Regions from separate parts of the Homo sapiens genome. Here regions 2 and 3 are each linked to region 1. The links are chromatin contacts, found by Hi-C in ENCODE. All regions are on one chromosome and are shown on one strand. The core of a region is the stretch at or near the end of the contact, and the rest is flanking DNA. Distances in the headings are between cores, read along the strand shown.

Region 1 (3,809 bases), core at 368-2,867:
ATGCTGGAGAAGGGAAGACCCAAGACAGAGAAGCAAGCTTCCCAAACAGTCATTGGAACTGCGGACCAATGACTCTAAGAAAAAAGTACAGATACACACACACACACACACACACACACACACACACACACACATACACACACGATGGATTATCTGATGGGTTTGATTATATGGAGTTGTATTGAAAGCATTTTATCGTTTTAGAAAAACTAAGAGGACATTGTGATAGATCCATAATAAAATAAGCAAAGAAAGAGGATAATTATTAAAACTCCAAGGAAAACCAAAAGCCATACAAGATGGGAAATTGTATACGATTTGTCTCAACAATGAATAATAAATACATGGTCTCATTAGCGTAAACATTAATGATTTAACCAGATTATGAGAAGGATAGCTTCCTTAATAGGAAATAGTCATACATTATTTGGAAATATATAAATACCAGAAGAAATAGCTCAAATAATTGAATAAGAGATGGAAAAGAGGCCTAAAAAGTATGTTTAAAAGGCCTGTATATAGGCCTTCCATATTATTTCCGCCTCTGGTCATCAGAACACAACGCCTAATTTAATAGAGGCATGACGGTATTCATGACATGTAGAAGATAGAGATTTTTAAATTTGGTATCAGAAACCAAAAACTAGTTAAATGGTTGCAATCATCCTTTAAAAGAATACCTGCAGGCGGGGCGCAGTGGCTCATGCCTGTAATCCTAGCACTGTGGGAGGCCAAGGCAGGCGGATCACTTGAGGCCAGAAGTTCGAGACCAGCCTGGCTAACACAGCCTCTACTAAAAATACAAAACATTACCTGGGCGTGGTGGCGGGCACCTGTAGTCTCAGCTACTCGGGAGGCTAAGGCGGGAGAATCGCCTGAACCCGGGAGGCAGAGGTTGCAGTGGGCCGAGATTGCGCCACTGCACTCCACCCTGAGTGGCAGAGCGAAACTCTGTCTCAAAACGAAACAAAACAAAAAGCTTGCAGACACAAAACGACAACACAATGTCCTTTAGGAACTCCATCTACCTTGGAAAACAGGGATTTGTGACAGCTTTGGTCGACGTGCATGTGCGTTTAAAATAAAAAGGTAACCTAGGATTTGATACCAGGGACAGTAACAGCTTTATCAAAAAAAAAGAGGTGGTTTTCCTTGCTCCTTCTAAGGACTGGGGTTTTAGTCTCGTCCACCCTGCAGGCCCTCAGGCCTGATTTCCGATTGTCTATCAAAGGGTCAAATAAAAAGCTCTCTAAGCTTCGACCCAAGCTTTAAAGTCGAAGGGCTGATCGCGGGCTTTTTCCTTGGGACGTGGCAGGGGCCTTTGAGGGAAGGAAAGAAACGACTCTGGCTTCTCACTCGGCTCCTTACACAAGAGGCATTTTTTTAACTGTCTCTGCTTAAAACAAGGTGTTTTTGAGTCAGCAGCCCTTTGGGTGGGTCTCGTCCTCTTGGGCACCCGACACCCACCCCACGGCGGGAGCCCCAGGTGGCCCCGGAGGCCACCGGGAAGCGTGAACTACATCTCCCAGGGTTCCCCGGGGCGGAGGACGCCCACCCGGATTGGCCAGGGTTCGCTGACGCTCAGTGTTTTGGCCCGGACGGTCACATGTTTCCTTTGTTGTGAGCTGCGGCAGAGACTGGTGGCTGGAGGAGACGCCGGCGCTGGAGAGTGCGCTGCGCCGCCCGCCGCTGAGGGACCGCGGGGTTAGCCACTGCTGGCTGCTTCCAGTGTTCGCCGAGAGGTACCGGGGGTGACAGCTCCGGGACCGGCCGAAAGGCGAGGAACCGGTCAGAGTCTGAGTCCTCGGGGGCGGAGGGGCGACGGCGGTCCTGACCACCGGGGTGTCTGCGGGAGGGCAGCCAGCGGCGGCCGGCCTCTCAGAGCCAGACTGGCGGTCTGCGGAGAGGCTGCAGCTGGGCTACAGGGCCCCTTTCTGAGGCGAGGGGCCTCCAGGGTTCACCTGGGGGGTCTTCCTCCCCCGCTTGGTAGCTACAGCCCTGAGGGAGGGCGCGCGCGCCTCCTGGCACTACGGCCCGGAACCGCGGCGCGGCTGGTGCGGCCTGGCTAGGGCGGGGTGGTTGCCGGGACTGGGGGTAGCCGCAGGTGCGGTAGGCTAGTCGCCGCGGGGCCGGGCGCCGCCGGGGGAGGCGGCTGGGCAGACGGGTGCTGCTTGTTGCCGATGGGCTGCGAACGGGGCGCTGCTTTTTATTTCAGGAAGCCCGGGGGAGTGCGACCGCCTCAAATCCAGCCTTCTTGTTTGGTGGGACGACCGTCGGTTCTGTCCGGGAGGAATGACGGGGTCAAGGTGGGGTCCCCAGGGCCGCGGGCCCGTGAAGCCCCATTAAAGCGATTGCGAAATGCACTCGGCACTGTCACCTGACCGTTACCCCCGCCCCCGTCCCCTGCGAGCCTTTGTTTACCACGATCGCGACACCCGGCCCGCTGCGGCCGTCCCCGGGGAGCCGGGGCGGGCGGGGGAGCGGGCGTTCCGCCGGCGCAGTCCCCGCCTAACCTCCCCACCTTCTTACCACTCCAGGACTCAGTTTCTTAATTTAGTTCCTAATGGACCCGCCCTCAAGTTCTGGACACCCCGGGTGAAGACTGTTAACGCGGCGGGGATTGGGCGCCTGCGGCAGCTTGTGGGCGGTACCCGAGGGAGAGTTCGAGTTTTTATTGGCGAGTTTTTATTGTCACTAGGTGGGCCTGCCCTGGGCCATTCTTCCCGCCCCCTTGAAGGTGATCTGGAGGACGCGCGGGAGCGCGCGCTGTCGCTGCTTTTGCAGCTGCGGCCCGAGTGGAGCCGGGTGGCGCGGGTGCGGGAGGCGCGCGCTCCCGCCCCTGCTGCGGGCGGCTGGTAGCCTCGGTGGCCGCCGCCGCCGCTGCTGCTGCCTGATCCTGCAGGCAGTTCTGGGCACGCAGAGATCGGCTACCGTGGCCTGCCCTCCGAGGACCGGAAAATTAACACCCTTTAACTAGTGTCGCGTTATCTGCCGGGTGGTTCGCAGGAAGTCCTGCGAACACGTTGTTGCCAGTTCTGTAAACGTGTTTAGATAGCTAAATATAGATCACAGTGCCACATCTTAGGGGGCCCCACGGTCACCCCTGAGGCAGTGGCTGTTCACAATTGATTTTAGTGGATTTTAATGATTAATCACTTGCTCTTGTGGGCAGCTTTTCAAAAATCACGTCTTTGTATTTGCAGCTACAGACTGGGTCCACCAGCTAAGAGGTTGGTTTTTATTAGGGTTGTAAAATAGATTTAAAATCTGCTTGTTGTTGGCTGAGATTTAAAAGCAGATTTCTACTATTTAAAAAAGATAGTTTGAAGATACTCCCCTAAAAAGTAAAGATTCTTCCATACTCGGCTCGGATGAGTTGTTTTCCTTGTTTGAGGGATTCTAGGTCACACACTTCTATGTTTTAATTCCCGTGGTAATTCAAAATGTTTGAGAAGTGGGTTGCGACTGTGTCGTTTTAAAATTGTACATTAAGCTGACGGTAATAAAATCTTCAAGACCAATCATTTTTAGCCATAGTGTGTTGAAAATGGTTTTTCTAATCGCTTGAGTTAATAGGGTATTTGCGTTTTGTCAGATTTTCTTCTGCAGATATAGGAATTCACTCAAGACTTAATACACTTGTTTTGTTTTTGAGACAGGGTCTCACATTCTGTCACCCAGGCTGGAGTGGAGTGGTCTCACTCCGTCACCCAGGCCATCTCAGCTCACTGCAATCTCCGCCTCCCGAGTTCAATCGATTCTCCTGCCTTAGTTTCCCGAGTAGCTGGGATGACAGGCGCCCGCCACCA
Region 2 (3,862 bases), core at 696-3,195, 1.1 Mb after region 1:
CCAGGCTGGTCTTGAACTCCTGACTCCGGTGATCAGTCCGCCTCGGCCTCCCAAAGTGCTGGGATTACAGCAAACCTCACTCAATCATCCCAGCTGGGTTAAGTATCCCTTTGTAGACTTCAACTCATTGCACTGCTAATTTCTTGTTTATTTACTTACTCTTCAATTCTGAAAAAAAGTAGGACCTTTATCTTGTTTAGTATTCTATCCCCAAGTGCCCACACAGTGCATCACAGAAAACAAGATGCTCCACAAATGTTTAATTTATTAAGTGTGCCAGGGTATACTGCTAACTCATTGCATTTTAATTTTTCTCTAGATACTCAAATAGCTAAGCAAATGAAGGTACATGCCAGTCTTTCTTCTTTTATACACAACAGACAAAAGTGTTGGGGGGCTAGACACCAACCAGCTATTTTTTTCCCCTGGAACCAGATCATCATACTGCTGAGTTCCTTCAAACCATCAAAGTACAGCCTTCCTTCCAATGTTGCATAATCTGTTCAAAATCACAGTATAAATACAAAGTTCTTCCATCCATTTTACAAAACCAGCAAAACTCTACAATAAAATCCTACAGGAAAAAGTAGACCAATCTCATTTACAAACAGCATTTTAACAGTAATTATTAAATGTTACAAAACATAAGATACAAAATCTAAATCCTTAAAGTCACACGATTTCTACAGAAATAAGACCCTCGCCCCACCCATATTACTTATGACTCAGGACAGTAGTTCGTCCTCACGGGGACCCACTGGCCAACTTTTCACCAACCCTCACCAGAGGTGGATGCCGGCCCTAGCACTGGCCCTGGCCCTCATACTGGCTTCAGCTCTGGCCTTGGCTCTGGCCCTGTCGGCCTCGTCTGCTAGGGCCTCACGGTACTGCACTGGCCAGTGCTGCGGTTCCTTCTTATGCAGTTTGGCCACGAACCCCAGGACTTCCATCTTGCTGATTTCCAGGTTGCTTCGGGGACCCCAAGAGAATTCATATTCTGGTGGATTGGTGTGAGGCACCCGCCTGTAACTGAGATATCGCTGCTGCACAAAATCTTCCATAATAAGCCTCTTCGGATACCCAAAGAGGAAATGATACTTTGAGGGTTGCACCCCCAACCGACGCAGCATCTCCCAGACCTGGGCCTCCCTGGCGCTATTACCTCTCATATAGATAAGGCCCAGGATCATCATTAACAGACCCAATCTGGGGCCATCTCCTCCCAGATCCTCCTCCTCCTCCTCCTCCAGAGGTTTTAGTTTGTTGATCAGGATGTAAGTGTGGTGCTTGCGGTCAAACTGTTTCAGCTCAAAACCAAAGACATACCGCAGATGCTCTGCGGCCCTTGCGATGATGTCCGGGAACAGAATCTTCAAGTCTCCAATAACGTATTTCACCATCTCCGAGCGTGTGATGGGACTCTTCTTCTTGTCTTTCACCAGGAGGAACTGCACCAACTCCGCCACCGTCCGATTCAGCCGGCGGTAGGCCCTGCGCCTTGCCAAGGCTTTGGCCGCCAAGGCCCTCGCGCCTTTCCGGGTGAGGGCGGGCTCCGCAGCCCCCTCCTCCCTCCCGGCGCCAAGCTCCTCCTTGGGGCGCTCCTGCGAGGCGGTCGGGGCCCGGGTCTCACCATCATGGCCGCCATCCTTCTCCCCCTCGGCCTGCGGGACCGGGAGCCCCCTGCTCTCTGGTGTCTGCAACATGTTTTCGGGCAGGCAGGTGCAGAGCGCGTACACGGGCCGAGGGGTGTGGGAGCCGCCGCGCAAGCCCCGGGGGAGGGGTTGGACAGCGGCAGTGACGGCGGGAGTACAAGGAGCAATGGCAGCGGGAGCTTTGTGGCTGCTGGGCCGCACCGCACGGGAGTCAAACCTGCGGCCGCAACGCCGCCAGCAGCCGGAACCTGCGGCGCGCAGCCTCAGTCCGCGCCCGCGCGAGGGGCCACTTCCGGCCACCTCAGCCAGGACGGCGACCCTAGTGCCGCGCGCAGCCCCTCCTTTTCCGGTCCCTTCTGGGTTGGGGGTGTGCCCAGGCTGCTATAAGTGGAAATGCCCTGGAGGGTGGGGACGGGGGTGCGCCCTGTGACGGATTTTAGGCTTGAAAAGTCGGGGGCGGGGGAATGTAACCAGGACTCTCCCATCCAAGGCATGCAGACTGGGGAATGTTTCGGTGTACAAGAGATGAAATAGGGATGGAGTGCCCCCCACGTTCTTTCTGCAAGTGCCTATTTGTGAGTGTGTGTATCTGGGATTTTCAGTGCTTTACCGGGGCTCTTGTGCAGAGTGCACGGTGAAGGCTGCGAGGTAAGACTGTGCGAACCAATTAGTAAAGGATGCTAGGGAGACTGAAATTTATTCTGGACGTAAAGAGAAAATACTGCAGCGGGATTTAAGCAAGTGAGTGTCCAGACCAGATCTGTGTCTTCGGTTCTGGCGGTATTGTGGAAGATAGATTGGAGTTCGGCCGGCTAAAAGCTAGAATCCAGTTTGGAGGATTATTATAGTGCAAACTAGGAACTGGGACCCGGCCTATTTACTGGGTTGTATCCTCGGTGCCTAGAGCAGTGCCTGACACGGAGAGGAACTCAATAAATATTCAATGGATCATTATGATGAGGGAGTAAGGACAGCAGATTCCATGGGGATAAGAGGAAAATACTGAGAAGTACAGCAGGAATAGGGACTGGTTGGAAGAAAGGGGAAGTTTGTTCTTTTTTTTTTTTTTTTTTGCGCAAGTCAAATTTGACTACTCCCATGTATTTCTTTTCTTTTTCTCTTTTTACACACTCTGAGCTTTCTTCTGCTTCTTGCTCCTTCCTTCCTTCTTTCCTTCCCTCCTTCCTTCCTTCCTCCCTCCCTTCCCTCCTTCCCTTCCTGCCTTCCTTCCTTCCTTCTTTCCTTCCTTCCTTCCTTCCTTCTTTCCTTCCTTCCTTCCTTCCTTCTTCCCTCCCTCCCTCCCTTCCTTCCCTGTCAGAAATGCCCTCTCTATCACCTCCATTTCTCCAAATCCTGTCCACTATTCAGGGCCCAGTTTAAACATCACCTTCCCAAGCCTTCCTTAGTCACCACGCATAGAAGTTATTTACTGTCATCTCTGAATCACCTTAGCAATTGTTAACATCCACATATATAGGCTTTATTAGGTGCCAGGCTCCGTTCTAATCACTTTTCAAATATTAATTCATCAGATTCTCACTAATGTAGGTACTAATACCATCATCCCCATTTTATAGATGATTGTATCTTTTCTGTGACACAGTTTGCTACTTACTAGCTATGTAATCTTGGGCAAGTTACCTAAACTTCTGCCCTTCTGTTACCTTATCAGTAAAATGAGTATAATAGTAGTAACAGCATTGTGGAGATTATGTGAAGTAATGCACATAAGCATTTAACACAGTGCTTGGCACATATTGATATTCAATACATGTTAGCTGTTAATTAATGCATATTTTTATATGCAATATACAATATTAGAATTGCAAGATGAACTGTCCTGGAATGCCTAGCACTCTGTGGAGATGCGGAGGAGGTGTCCTGGGACATAGCACTGAACCGGGTCAGTACTCACCCATTCTGTGACCTTGTACAGGATGCTCAAACACCCTGGGCCACTTTTTTCTGATACTGTAGCCCTGCTAGGTAAGTGGTATTAGCCCCATTTTCCAGGTGAGGTTACACACAAGGAGGTTAAGTAACTTGCCCAACATCACACAGCTGGGATGTGAACCCATATAGTATGACTCCAGAGACTGTGCTCTTAACCACTACATTCATAGATGTTAATTATTATTATTATCATTTACTATATTTTGTATTATAATTTGTTGTGCTTATCTTATTACCCTCCCCAAACCAAACATCCT
Region 3 (4,326 bases), core at 495-2,994, 1.2 Mb after region 1:
GCGTGCAATGTCTTCCTGGATCTGGTCCTAGCCTTTCCAGCCTCATAGCCCACCACATCTCTAATACACACTACACCAGTGTCTTCAAACTATGGGTTGCTCTGCATCACTGAGTACTGAAATGAATTCAGTAACCAGCACTTAAAAAAAGAGAATAGAATAGAAAATACCAAGTTGCATTGTACACTCTAAGGGCAATTACTGTTTCAGCATATCTATCTATCTATCTATCTATCTATCTATCTATCTATAATGCACACTCACACATATGCGCATACTGTGTGTGTTTTTATACTAGGCCATGGCTGAAATGTATCTTTTTTTTTTTTTGAGACGGAGTCTCACTCTGTTACCCAGGCTGGAGTGCAATGGCACAATCTTGGCTCACTGCTGCAACCTCTGCCTCCTGGGTTCAAGCAATTCTCCTGCCTCAGCCTCCCGAGTAGCTGGGACCACAGGTGCATGCCACCACACCTGGCTAATTTTTGTATTTTTAGTAGAGACAGGGTTTCTCCATGTTGGTCAGGCTGGTCTTGAACTCCTGACCACCTGCCTCAGCCTCCCAAAGTGCTGGGATTGCAGGCATGAGTCACCGCACCTGGCCTGAAATGTATTTCTTACTGTGAGGGATGATTAAAAGAAGGTTGAAAGCCACTGGCCACACCACGGCTACATCAGGCCAATAACTAGTTCCCAAACTTGCTTTGTACTGCCTTTGATCCCACCCTTCCCTCAGCTAGGCATTCTCCCTGCTCTCTGCTACTGAAATCCTTCAAGGCCCTGACAAGATACCACATCCTTCCTTGAGTGTTTCACCCTTTCCCCCTGTCTGTGCGAAAATGGTGGTTCAATGTCTTTCTTTATATTACTCAAAACAGCCTGCCTTGTATTTTGTTATGTCTGTACACTGAATTCTTAGAAAATAAATACCTGGAGGACAGGGCAACACCTTCGGGTCTTCTGAAGGCCCAGAAGTCTAGTGAACCTAGCTGATGCTCAAAAATGTCTGCCCAACCGAATATTTTCTGTATCTCCTTCCAAGAGTATCTTCTGGTGTTCTTCCTCCTGTTTTCTTGACCTATATAGCCCCCAGCAGGCCTAAAATCTGTGTCCTGGGGCTAATGTTACGTACAGTGATGACTCTAGAAACCAGTCTGTTCTGAAAGCTTTCACCTTTCTTCAGGAGCGATAAGAGAAATAAGCATACGTTTTTGTTCATTTTTCAGATGTTTCCTTTATTTGAGACTATGTTTCTCCTGTATTTTTGGTGTTAAGATGTATTTTGGGGAGCAACACTGATGATATATTACAAGATAATAGTTGGTATTTTAGTATGTGTGTGCCTATTGTACTTATTTGACACAATAAATAGGCAATTCTGAGTTCATCTTTTAAAAAAAAAAAAAAGTTAAAAAAAATTTACTGGTTGCAAACTCCAAAAGGCAGGGAATCAACTTCCCTTCTGGGCTGGCTGCAAGTAAGTTCACTTTCTTAAAGGAGGAGCTTTCTCCTCTCACCTCAAGGACTGTTATTTATTTGTCTGCGCTACTCTTTCGACGTTTCCATTCTCTTGGTCCTCAAGATGTGAATCACCCATTTTTTCCGTAGGGGGGAAGACGGCGTATCTCTGGCCCTTTAAATAGGGGCGTGGTGAAGAGGCGCGGACCGCCCAGGAGGGGGAGCAGTGCGAGGAGGAAAGCGGAAGCGCTGCCCGCAGTGGTAGGTAGTGCGCGTGCGTGAGGCTAGAGCAGTGGGTGCGGTCACGTGGGCCGGCGGTCCACGGCCGGAATGGCAGCAAGCTCAGGTAACGAGTTTCCAGAGAGCGGGCCCGTGGAAGGAGACAGGATTGAGGGGCCGTATTCAGGGTAGGAGGAGAGCGCGCGACAGGTCTCTGAGCCTCGGCGTCTCCTCCCCGCGCGACAGCGGCGGGACCTCGGGGAGCGAACAGAGCAGCCCCTGACGGGCTAACCGGACCCGAGCCACGGGCCGGGCGGGGTTGATTCTCGAGTGGAGGGGCGTGTCGTACGTTGGCCCGGAACTGGGTCGGGCAATTTCCACTTACTGGTTCCAAATGAATGTGAAAATTCAAATGGGCTTAAGTAAAAAGGGATTTATTGGCTCCAAACCTGGAAGGGGCTGAGGTATCACTAAATCCAGTGACTCCGGTGATGTATTTGTGTATCTCTCCCTTTCTGCAAAGGGCCAGTAACCCCTCAGTTCCCTATCTACTTTGCGACTATAATTGCAAGCCTCATTCTGTCCTGTTACAGTCGTGCGGCAATTAGGCTGAGGGACTGGCGCGCCCGCTCCCCCGACTGTGAGCCTAGGCGGCGGGTGTCATGCCCCTCCCCACTCCCGGGCGGAACAGGTGTGTAGCCGGTCTGTCGGGCCTGGGAAACAGGTGTGGACCCCTTTAGCCTCCAGGGACTGATATCAAGGTGCCTGAGCCTGAGGCTTAGATGGGGTGTCCACCTCTTAGGATCGGTGCGCACCCTGTGAGGCTGGTTCCAGTTTGTCTCCGCGTGCAAGTTGTGCACCAGAGTGAGGGCAGCAGGGTGAAAGGTGGGCCTCTGAAGTTCGAGGCTACTCCTGTGCCTTGGCCAGTTCTTTGTGCTTGGCATCTGGGGAAGGAGGGAAACAGCTGCTCAGAGTGTCTGGGTGTACAAAATGGGGGTGCTTTACAGGAGGATAGGGTGGGAGGAGGTAGGATCGGTGAGAGGTTCCATGGCCGTGGGTTATCAGGAATAGCTAGCTGGGGAGCCTTCTTTAAATAAGCAGGCCCCCTCCACTTCTTAGATTCTTGTTAGAATGAATAGGAAGGCTTCTGGCCTCTGCACCATCCACCCTCTACCATACTCTACTTTCCCCTACTGAAAAACCCCAAAACCCAAGCAAAACAAGCATGGATGTTAGCTTGTGGTGCTAAACCTTACTCCAAATGTCTGCATTTGGGAGACAATTACATGTTAATTGTCTGTGTATGTCTATGTCTGCCTGTGTGGGTTTGAGGTATATCTAATATAAATGTGGATGGAGAATCTGCATATGTTTGTGTAAGACGTGGGTTTGCTCATGGTTAAATTTAAGCACAGAATAGGTATTGAATCCTCTGGCAATAGCTGGCCTGTTCCATAGAATATGCAATAAAGATAAATGGAAAAAAAATTCGTTGAACTACTGGGCTTTATATGGTCAAAGAGGCATTTGTGAGAAAATTCTTTCCAGAGCTCTAACAGAGTAATATGTTGATTTTTTCTTTATATTTAATATATTTGCTTCGTATCTGGACCATTGTCAGCAGATGGATGTTTTCTGTCTTCCAGAATATTGGGACATGTTGGTGATTCTTAGCTGTATCTCACTATTCCATTGACATTTCAACCAGTGTGACACAAAATGTCAGTTATGTATGTGAATGAGAAGTAAGATCTTTTGAATTTAATGAAGTATGTTTAACTTTGGATCTATTGATAGCTTTCATAGAGTTTAGATCGTATGTTCTCTTGATCCACAGCTGTAGGTGTCATCGGTACATAGTGGTAAGATCAAACTGTTGTATTCTTAACTGAATCTTGAATGAATATTTGACTTATCTTCACGCTGTATGACATTATTAAATGTGTTCTGTGTTTTAGCAAGGAAATATAGCTTTGCGTTGGATTTTTCACTGTTATGAATTTCTTAGGTTTACTGTAATAGCAATTATACTTTTTTAGTCAAAGATATTTCTGTTGCAAGTGACAGAAAATTCAAATGGGCTTAAGCTAAAAGGGATTTATTGGCTCCAAACCTGGAAGGGGCTGGGGTATCACTATATCACTAAATCCAGTGACTCCAGTGATGGAGTACTTGTGTCTCTCTCCCTTTCTGCAAAGGACCAGTAACCCCCAGTTCCCTATCTCCTCTGCAACTGTAATTGCAAGCCTCATTCTTCCTGTTACAGTCATGGGACAGTTAGGGGATATGTTCTGAGAAATGTGTGGTTAGGCAAATTTTGTCATTGTGCATGCATCATAGTGTACTTACACAAACCTAGATGGTGTAGTCTGCTACACACCTAGACTATGTGGGATGGCCTGTTGCTGCTAGGCTATAAACCAGCACAGCATGTTACTGTACTGAATACTGTAGGTGGTTGTAACACAATGGCCAAGTATTTGTATATCTAAACATAGAAAAGGTACAGTAAAAATACAGTTTAAAAGATTGAAAAATGTGAACCTGTGTGGGGCACTTACCATGGATGGAGTTTGCAGGACTGGAAGTTGCTGTGGGTGAGGCAGTGAGTAGTGAGTGAGTGTGAAGGCCTAGGACATTATTGTACAC

Evidence for each region. A loop is a pair of places that touch in the nucleus more often than their neighbours do. Pooled maps may share reads with other maps.
Region 2: a loop to region 1 is called in a pooled map, with 6 times the contacts of the local background. The contact joins the promoter of MAGEF1 here to the promoter of KLHL24 in region 1. A Hi-C loop is called at or near these places in 2 of 37 single-sample maps with no recorded cell type and 9 of 50 pooled maps.
Region 3: a map of CD8-positive, alpha-beta T cell shows a loop between it and region 1 (21-fold over the local background). The contact joins the promoter of VPS8 here to the promoter of KLHL24 in region 1. A Hi-C loop is called at or near these places in 4 of 168 maps with a recorded cell type or tissue (CD8-positive, alpha-beta T cell, gastrocnemius medialis and naive thymus-derived CD4-positive, alpha-beta T cell) and 15 of 50 pooled maps.

The regions. Positions count from the first base shown.
Region 1 is chr3:183,634,006-183,637,814 of GRCh38, forward strand. It overlaps KLHL24 (kelch like family member 24), which reads left to right and starts at 1,618. Exons shown (of 8, transcript NM_017644.3): 1 at 1,618-1,788. It overlaps LOC107986162 (a long non-coding RNA gene), which reads right to left and starts at 2,604. Exons shown (of 2, transcript XR_001741042.2): 1 at 2,530-2,604; 2 at 158-2,279. RefSeq lists an enhancer at 1,464-1,523 and silencers at 1,944-2,053, 2,064-2,133, 2,324-2,643, 2,694-3,023.
Region 2 is chr3:184,710,119-184,713,980 of GRCh38, forward strand. MAGEF1 (MAGE family member F1) reads right to left here and starts at 1,946. Exons shown (of 1, transcript NM_022149.5): 1 at 246-1,946. The coding sequence starts at 1,703. The coding sequence ends at 780. LOC107986163 (a long non-coding RNA gene) reads left to right here and starts at 2,125. Exons shown (of 5, transcript NR_160768.1): 1 at 2,125-2,300. RefSeq lists an enhancer at 1,146-1,205.
Region 3 is chr3:184,810,422-184,814,747 of GRCh38, forward strand. It overlaps VPS8 (VPS8 subunit of CORVET complex), which reads left to right and starts at 1,745. Exons shown (of 48, transcript NM_001009921.3): 1 at 1,745-1,804. RefSeq lists enhancers at 1,563-1,612, 1,673-1,872 and silencers at 3,906-3,995, 4,006-4,055.